Linked DNA regions of Homo sapiens: region 2 is linked to region 1. Evidence: read pairs that join two places in POLR2A ChIA-PET (ENCODE). Cell type or tissue: OCI-LY7. All regions are shown on one strand. Links, peaks and the distances in the headings refer to the core of each region. The heading gives the core; the rest is flanking DNA. Region 1 has its middle 19 kb from the start of LINC02185. Region 2 overlaps MRTFB (myocardin related transcription factor B).

Region 1 (4,393 bases), core at 310-4,309:
CCATTCCTGAGATGCTGTTTTGTTTTGTTTTTTTCAGGCTATGTGATAAGGACCAGGAGCCATGACCCACTTAAACTTTAAACATCTAACCCCAGAACTGGTTGCACTTGAGTCCAAAGGAGCATTGTCTCTTGCAAACAAGTTCAGTTTGCACTTTAAGCTCCTCCCTTGCTGGTCTGATGGTTTAGTGACCTCAAGAACTGGCCCCATTGATTCTGAAGGGAGTGACCTAAATGCAGCCTTTGGGCTTGGTTCAGTATATTCGTATATTGAAGTGTATCAGTCCTTCCTGACACTACTATAAAGAACTACCTGAGACTGGGTAATTTTTAAAGAAAATAGGTTTAATTGGCTCATGGTTCCACAGGCTGTGCATGAAGCATGGCTGGGGAGGCCTCAGGAAACTTACAATCACAGCAGAAGGTGAAGGGGAAGCAGGCACATCATCCCTGGCTGGAGAAGGAGGAAGAGAGTGAAGGGGGAAGTGCCATGTACTTTTAACCAACTAGATCTAGTGAGAACTCATGAGAACAGCAAGGGGGATGACCGCTCCCATGATCCAATCACCTCCCTCCAGACCCCTCCCTCCATCATCAAGGATTACAATTCCACATGAGATTTGGGTGGGGACACACAGCCAAACCATATCATGTAGCTTCCCCTCATTCTCCCTTTCCATACATTTATCCTTAAGAAGTTAACCAGGCAGCCGGGCACGGTGGCTCATGCCTGTAATCCTATCACTTTGGGAGGCCAAGGTGGGCAGATCACCTGAGGTCCAGAGTCCGAGACCAGCCTGGCCAACATGGTGAAACCCCATCTCTACTAAAAATACAAAAATTAGCCAGGCATGGTAGTACACACTTGTAATTCTAGCTAGTCAGGAGGCTGAGGCATGAGAATCACTTGAACCCAGGAGGCGGAGGTTGCAGTGAGCCAAGATCGTGCCGTTGCACTCCAGCCTGGGTGACAGAGTGATACTCTGTCTCAACAACAACAACAACAACAAAGAAAAAAAAAAAGAAGGTAACCAGGCTTCTCTGAGAAGGCAAAGATCAGTGTCCATTCATTCATTTCTGTCAATATCTGTGGCCCCTCTACTCTATGCCAGATACTACTGTGGGCACAGGAGACACCTTGATGAAAGGGACAAGGTGGTGGTGAGGTGATACCTGACAGAGAAAACATTTAGCCTCCCTTCTTTCTTCCATTCATCCATTCTTCCATTCAAAAAGTATTTATGATGCATGGTCCATGTGTTAGGCACAGGACTGGGTGACAAAATACAGCAGTGAGCAAAAGAGATTGCGCCTTGCCCTTGAGTAGTTTGGAGTCCAATGGGGAAGATGGATATTAATGAAATAATCACCTACATAAAGATAGCATGACAAATGATGGAGAGCTCGTGAGACAAAGGTCAAGGGGCCATGTGAGAGTCTAAGAGAGGGATAGGCCTGGTTGGGTAGGCAGAGAATGGATGAAGACTAGGCATACTTGAGATGCCCCCAGTGGTGTGTTTTCTGTTGAGTACAGGGACAACCGACGGCTCTCTGTAGAAGGTGTGCTTTTGAGTTTCTATTAGCCGCGTGGGGCCATCCACACTCTCACCTGATTGTCTTGAGGACTGTCACAGGCTGATAGGTCTCAGGGAGAGTTCGGCCCACAAATGAGGGTTCCACCTGCGTGATCAGCACATTAGGGTTGTGACCTTGACTTTCGGGTTTGCAGTGGACAGCGTGACAGATAAAAAGACACTCTTCTCATTCTACCTCATTTGGGTAAAGGAGTAAACAAGAGCATCATCCCATGACATCATTTTCAGACGTTTGCCTGTATATGGTGGCTCTATCACCACACTCAGAGACCAGGATAGAAAGATGGCCCCACGTTCCCCTCTGCAGTTTCACGCAGACATGGGGGGCATCTCAAATGTTCACATGCAATGGCTTTGGAAAGAAAATTCTCAAAGAAGCAGTTAGCATCATGTAGTATCTTTCTGTACTAATGTGAGGGCAACTTTGAGCCAATCCCTTCAGCAGAGAGCTTTAGTTTATTGGGCAACTTTGAGCCAATCCCTTCAGCAGAGAGCTTTAGTTTATTTGAAAAAATACTATTGTATTTTGTCTCTTTTATGCCCAGTGTTTTGTAGGCACCAAGTAAAAGCCAAGAAAAATGTAAGAAATTGCCCTGCCCTGAAAAAGTTTACAAGGACATTCAGAAAAGAATTTTCAGCTAGGCGTGGCGGCTCATGCCTTTAATCTTAACACTTTGGGAGGCTGAAGCAAGAGGATTACTTGAGCCCAGGGGTTCAAACCAGCCTGGGTAACACAGTGAGACTCTATCTGTACCAAAAAAAAAAAAATAGCTGGGTATGGTGGCATGTGCCTATAGTCCCAGCTACTTGGAAGGCTGAGATAGGGGGATAGCTTGAGCCCAGGAGGCGGAGGTTGCAGTGAGTCATGTTTGCACCACTGCGCTCCAGCCTGTGTGACAGAGCAAGACCCTATCTCAAAAAAAAAAAAAAAAAAAAGAATTTTCATTCATTTATTCAACAAACATTTGAGTACCTACGTTGTGCTAGACACAGAACCAGGAACCAGGTGAGTAAGACAAGCATGATGCTTGCCTCATGGAGCTTACCGTCTAGAGAAAGGAGGGAGATACTCAAACCATCAACAAACACAATAATTTCAAGTGGTTTTACATGCTAGACTTGTCAGAGACCTCTCAGAGAGCGTGACATTTGAGTAGCAGCTGTGCAAAGATTTAAAGGAAGAGCATTCTAGACACAGGGAAACAGGAAGTAGAAGCCTCTGAGGCGTGCAGCAGGTTGGCTTAATAAATAACAAGAAATGAGTGTGGCTACAACTCAGCAAGGGGGTGAGTCGTAGGCAGGCCAGGTGTAGAGTGCGAATTTTATTTTGAATGCAGAGGAAGCCTTTGGCAGGTGAAAACATGACACTTCAACCTGAACTTATTGATCTACCTCGGGGTAGATCTGTGGCCTCAGTGAAATTTTGGGAGTAACAGACCTGGGATTCTTAGAACTTAGAGCCCCAGGTAAACCTACAGATGGAAAGAAAAGAAATTGGCCAGGCACAGTGGCTCATGCCTATAATCCCAACACTTTGGGAGGCAGGAGAATCTCTTGAGGTCAAGAGTTCAAGACCAGCATGGGCAACATAGCAAGACCCTCTACAAAAATTTTTAAAAATTAGCTGGGCATGAAGTTGCACACCTGTAGTTCCAGCTACTCAGGAGGCCGAGGCAGAAGGATCACTTGAACCCAGGAGTTTGAGGCTGCAGTGAGCTATGATCACACCATTGCATTCCAGCCTGGGCCACAGAATAAGACCCTGTCTCGAAGAAGAAGGGGAAAGAGAAGGTGAAGGAGGAAGAGGAAGAAGAGGAAGAGGGAAGAAGGAAGACAGAAGACAGGAGAAGAAGGAGGAGGAGGAACAAGGAGAAGGAAGAAAAATGATAATAAATTAATATTGGCCTGTTTCTTAAGCCTGGGAGGTTGAGGCTGCAGTGAGCCATGTTCATGCCACTGCACTCCAGCCTGAGTGACAGAGTGAGACTCTGTTTCAAAAAAAAAAAAAAAAAAAAAAAAAAAAAAAAAAAAAAAGGCCGGTCATGGGGGCTCACACCTATAGTCCTAGCACTTTGGGAGGCTGAGGCAGGCAGATTGCCTGAGCTCAGTTCAAGACCACCTTGGGCAACATGGTGAAACCCTGTCTCTACTAAAATACAAAAAATTAGCCAGGCGTGGTAGCATGTGCCTGTAGTCCCAGCTACTCGGGAGGTTGAGGCACGAGAATCACTTGAACACAGGAGGTGGAGGTTGCAGTGAGCTGAGATCTCGTCACTGTACTCTAGCCTGGGAGATAAGAGTAAGACTCTGTCTCCAAAAAAAAAAAAAAAAGAACAGTCACTTCTAACCTCAGAGGCTTTCCTGGGTAGGAGAGGATGAAACTGCAAAATGAATAAACCATATAACAGGTCGCTGCTTGTGGCTCAGCATATTTCTTTCCTTTTGGGGACAATGCCCTTCAGGAAGCCACTGCTTTCCTGTTCTTGGGAATAGGATTTGGCTCAAGCTAGTCAGAAATATTTTTCACTTCCTATCTCCACACCAAAGTGACTGGCTCTGGGATGGGCACAGAACCCAGTCAGAGCCAGTGAAACTCAAGAAGACATCGTCTAGAGCCTTCTGGCAAAAAAAAAAAAAAGAAAGAAAGAAAAAAAAAAGCTTTCTCTCTTTTGCATGGGAGCCATCAGTATAAAGATGCAAAGTTTAGAACCACTGCAGGCATTTGTGACCATGGGGAAGATTCTGGAACTGTTAGGGGCTGTGGGGGAGCATCGCATGGTGCCTGAGGATGAAGCCAAC
Region 2 (4,393 bases), core at 217-4,216, 260 kb after region 1:
GTACTTGTCATACATTACCCTAAACACTCCTCCAATCTTTCTCTCTAAAGCTTTCTGTCAAAGCTTAAAACTAACCTTTGAGGGAAGAACCCCAGCCTCATAGAGGATTCAAGGAGTGGCCCTGACACCGCTCCATGGGTGCTAAAGGTGGACACCAAGAGACAATATCCAAGCGGTACTGTTTATTATCCACGGCAAACAGCAGGAACATCAGTGCAGTTGTACCAGTTCTCCCGCTCCCGTGTTCCATGGGGTAACTTGTTGGGGCCACATGGTGGCTGTGTATGCAGTGGGTCAAGCTGCACCTAAGGAACGTGGGGCCAAGGGCTCTGTGCTTTTTCTAGCAAGCAGCAAACAAGCCAGTCCCTCACCCAGGGAGTATGCAGTCATGCCTACGCTTCCTTGACCCACTTGGTTGCCTCAGTGAGCATCTACAGAAGCTGCTCAGTCCAGGCGACCTTGTCAGTTTGGCACCCTCACCAAGGACATCCAGGGATGCTCAGGGCCCGTAGGGGGCTGCCTCTTGGAGGAAGTGGAACCTACCACATGCTGCTTTGTATTCCCTGAGTACCGAGGGAACGTAACTTTGAGTTGTAAGATGTCCCTTAGTTACAGACTCAGCAAAGGCCCTTGTCTGTGAGGGAAAAGTCAGATTTCAAAGACGGGTTCAAATATTTGCAATAAGAAGTCAAACAGGTGGTGCTGGACTACACTCCTCCCTCATGGTCCATTCGGAGTGACATCTATTCTCTTCACAGGGGAGCAGAGACGAAGTGAATTGCCAAGAGCTTAACTGCAGTTTTTAAGAAAACAAAAAGATAGTACCCATCCTTTCTAAGTCCTGCTTACTTGATGAATCTTCCACTGTAACCTAAGACAGCTGATTGGAATCTCTGGTATTTACATGTCTCTAGGTTCCTGTTTATAGACTGAGGTTCTACACTGGTTTTTGGTTATTCAAATGAGTAGCCACCTGTAGGTCCTGCTTATATGCCATTGAGCACCAAACTTCGTTTAAATACATTTACTCAGACTTGCAATTCCACGAGTGGCTAAGTAAGGCCCTACCGGTTCAATCTTCCCACAGATAATAGCTATTAATGTGGGTCATAACAAAAAGCAACTACCTGAACGCATTGAAGAGTAAATAGAAGCAGTCATTCTCTGGTGGGGAATCCACACTCAGGAAGGGAGTGATGTGGCATGATTTCCCTCTTTGTGCTGCTTTTACTCTGGGGTCCAGCTAAGTGGCAGGGTTACTGGAGAAAAGCCATAGTCTTTATGGCCTGGAAATCCAGATAACTGAATTGAGAGCAACCAGAGGGAAAAAGCCAGAGAGGAGATCCCCAAATTCTGTGTGCCCACATCTCTGGCTGACCCCTAAGCCATACAGGCGTGGAATGGACGCTTAGCAGCTCAGCTGAAGACAAAAGATCTAAAGTGAGATTGGAACATCTACCCAAGAAACATTTTGAAGTTTTAAGTCTAACCAAGTTAATAGCTTGCTAAAACAATAGAAACCATTCATCTGAGAATAACAGCAGAATTCACAGTTGCCACAATTTAACATCCATAACATTTATCCATAACATGCATCATACAAAGAATTGGGAAAATGTAACCTATCTCAAAGGAAAAAGGCTGAGACCAATCCTGAGCTCATCTCGATGTTAGAACTTGCGGGCAAGGTTTTCAAAGCAACTACTATTACAGCTGTCCTCAGTGATGGAAAAGGAAATATGCTTGTAATAAAAGGGATCCATGTGGATACAGAAATGATTTTTAACAACTAAATGGAAATTTGAGAACTAAAAAAGTACAGTATCTGAAATGAAAAAAATATATAGATGAACTTACCAGAATGGAGATGGCAGGGGAAAAAATGTCATGAACCTGAAGATAGATCATAACTTATCCAATCTGAATAACAGAGATTGTGAAGTGAACACAGCCCAGAATCCTGTTATATAATTCAAACAAAACAGTCTAGCATAGGTAGAAGAGAAGTCCCAGAAGAAGAGAGAAAGAACTGAAGAGGCAAATATTTGAAGAAACAATGGCTGACATGTTCACAAATAGGATGAAAGACAAATTTATAGCTTTGAGATGCTCGATAAACAAGCTGGATAAATCACATCACAGTCAAATTGTTGACAAGACAGAGAAAATCTTAAATGCATCAAGAGAAAAAACACATTTCACACAGAGCAAACAACTAATTGATTAATGTCAACCTTTCATCAAAAACTATGAAAACTGGAAGAGTGCAACAGCACGTTTAGAAGTTTTTAGGGAGGAAGAAGTGGAAGGGATTGTCAACCCAGAATTCTATTATCATGTTAAAATATCCCTTAAGAATGAAAGTGAACTAAAGATATTTTCAGATAAAGAAAAATTGAGTTAGTTCATCACCAAAGATAACACTGTCTTGAGGAGTGTATAGCATGTGTAGACAATACTTAAAATAATTAATAAAGGATGGGGGAGGAAATGAGTGGATCTGTGTGGTTGTAGGATCTCTATGTTTTATTCAGTGTACAACATTAAGTAGCCTATGAGAAGTTAAGGATATGTATTGCATATCTATAGTAACAATTTAAAAGATTCAAGATAGCTTTTAAAAAAAAAAATCAATAGAAAGGCCTGGCATGGCATCTCACGCCTGTAATCTCAACACCTTGGGAGGCGAAGTGGGAGGATTGCTTGAACCTAGGAATTTAAGACCAGCCTGGGCAACATGATAAAACCCCATCATTACAAAAAAGACAAAAATTAGCCAGGTGTGGTGGTGCATACCTGTAGTCCCAGCTACTTGGGAAGCTAAAGTAGGAGTATCACTTGATCTCAGGGGGTTGAGGCTGCAGTGATCTGAGGCTGTGCCACTGCACTCCATCCTGGGTGACAAAGCGAGACTGTCTCAAAAAAAAAAAAAAGAAAGAAAGAAAAATTAGATACAAAAATGTCAAATTTTTTTTTAAGGACAGGAAAGAAAAACAGGATAACAAAAAAAAAAAAAACCCCAGATGGGATGAATAGAAGACAAATATAAAATATAAAATAGTAAACCCAAACTTAACCATGTCAGTAATTATAACACATATGACTAAACAATTCAATTAAAATGCAAAAAATTGTCAGAGTGGATATAAAAGCCAGACTCAACTGTATGCAGTTTTAAGATATGTCTGCAAATTCTTTGACATTCCTCTCTGGGTTGGATTTAGCGACTCACTTCTAACAAACAGAATTGGCAGAGGTGATGGTGTGTGACTCCAGAGACTAAGTCATAAAAGGCATGCCCCTTCTTCCTTGCTCTCCCATGGAGTGCTCACTCTGGAAAAGCCAGCTGTCATGCCATGTGGACATGCCAGCAGCCATCTGGAGAGGCTCACATGGAGGGGCACTGAGGCCTCCCATCAATGGCCAGCACTAACTTGCCAGTCAAGGGCATTCCCCAGCCACACCTAGAGTTGGCGGTAACCTGACCAACATCCTGGCTGCAACCTCATGAAAGACCCGAAGCCAGAACCACCCATCAAAACCATTCCTGACCCACAAAACTGTGACATAATAATTTTAAGCCATTATGTTTTGGAATAATTTATAATATATCAATAGGTAACTAATGCATGTATCTACAAGAGGCATACTTTAAATACAAAGACCACTGAAAGTAAATGGCTGGAAAAAGATAGACCATGCAAACAGACAGCAGAAGAAATCTGCAGTAGCCAGAAGATTTGAACAGATATTTTCCCAAAGAAGATAAATGGATGGCAGATAAGCACTTGAAGAGATGCTCAACATCATTAGTCATTAGGGAAATGCAAATTAAAACCCCTGTGCAATACCGCTACACACCTAATGAAATATCTAAAATTGAAAAGACTGACCCTACAAAGTATTGGTGAGAATGGAGAACAACTAGAAATCTTATACCATATACTGAGGGTGGGAGTGTAAAATGGAACAGTCACTTTGGAAAACAGTTTGGCCATTTCTTCAAAAGTTAAACCTACACCTGTCCTGTGATCCGGTCATTCCACTCCTAATTACCCAAGAGAAGAGAAAACACATGTCTATACAAGGACCTGTACACAAATGTTCACAACAACTTTTTTGTAATAGCCAAAAATTGGAAACCCAAATGTCCATCCACAAGTCAATGAATAAACAAACTGCTGTGTTTCCATACAATGCAATGCTACTCAGCAATAAAAAAATTAACTGTTCCTGAGGTACACACTGTAAGACAGATAAATCTCAGAATAATTATGCTGGGTGAAAGAAGCTAGTCCTTCCCCTACCACCAAGAAACTACACACAGTATGAATCCATTCATATAAAACTAATCTATAGTGAAAGCAAACAGATCCGGGGGTTGCCTACGGAT

What was found. Peaks named below come from ENCODE experiments on the same cell type or tissue, not always from the same donor. Only the 100,000 strongest peaks of a DNase experiment are listed, where the experiment ranks them.
Region 2: POLR2A ChIA-PET joins it to region 1 with 5 read pairs; 2 of 35 experiments call an interaction of 5 or more read pairs at or near these places.

The regions. Positions count from the first base shown.
Region 1 is chr16:13,995,283-13,999,675 of GRCh38, forward strand. It overlaps a transcript of MRTFB not described here. Among named protein-coding and RNA genes, the nearest start is that of LINC02185, 19 kb to the right of the region's middle. In OCI-LY7, for the core only: no CTCF peak of the experiment used is centred there; a DNase peak (open chromatin) is centred at 2,789; H3K4me3 peaks cover 613 bases; H3K27ac peaks cover 1,500 bases.
Region 2 is chr16:14,253,192-14,257,584 of GRCh38, forward strand. All of the region lies in intron 15 of MRTFB (myocardin related transcription factor B), which reads left to right. Among named protein-coding and RNA genes, the nearest start is that of TRT-CGT2-1, 31 kb to the right of the region's middle. In OCI-LY7, for the core only: no CTCF peak of the experiment used is centred there; no DNase peak of the experiment used is centred there.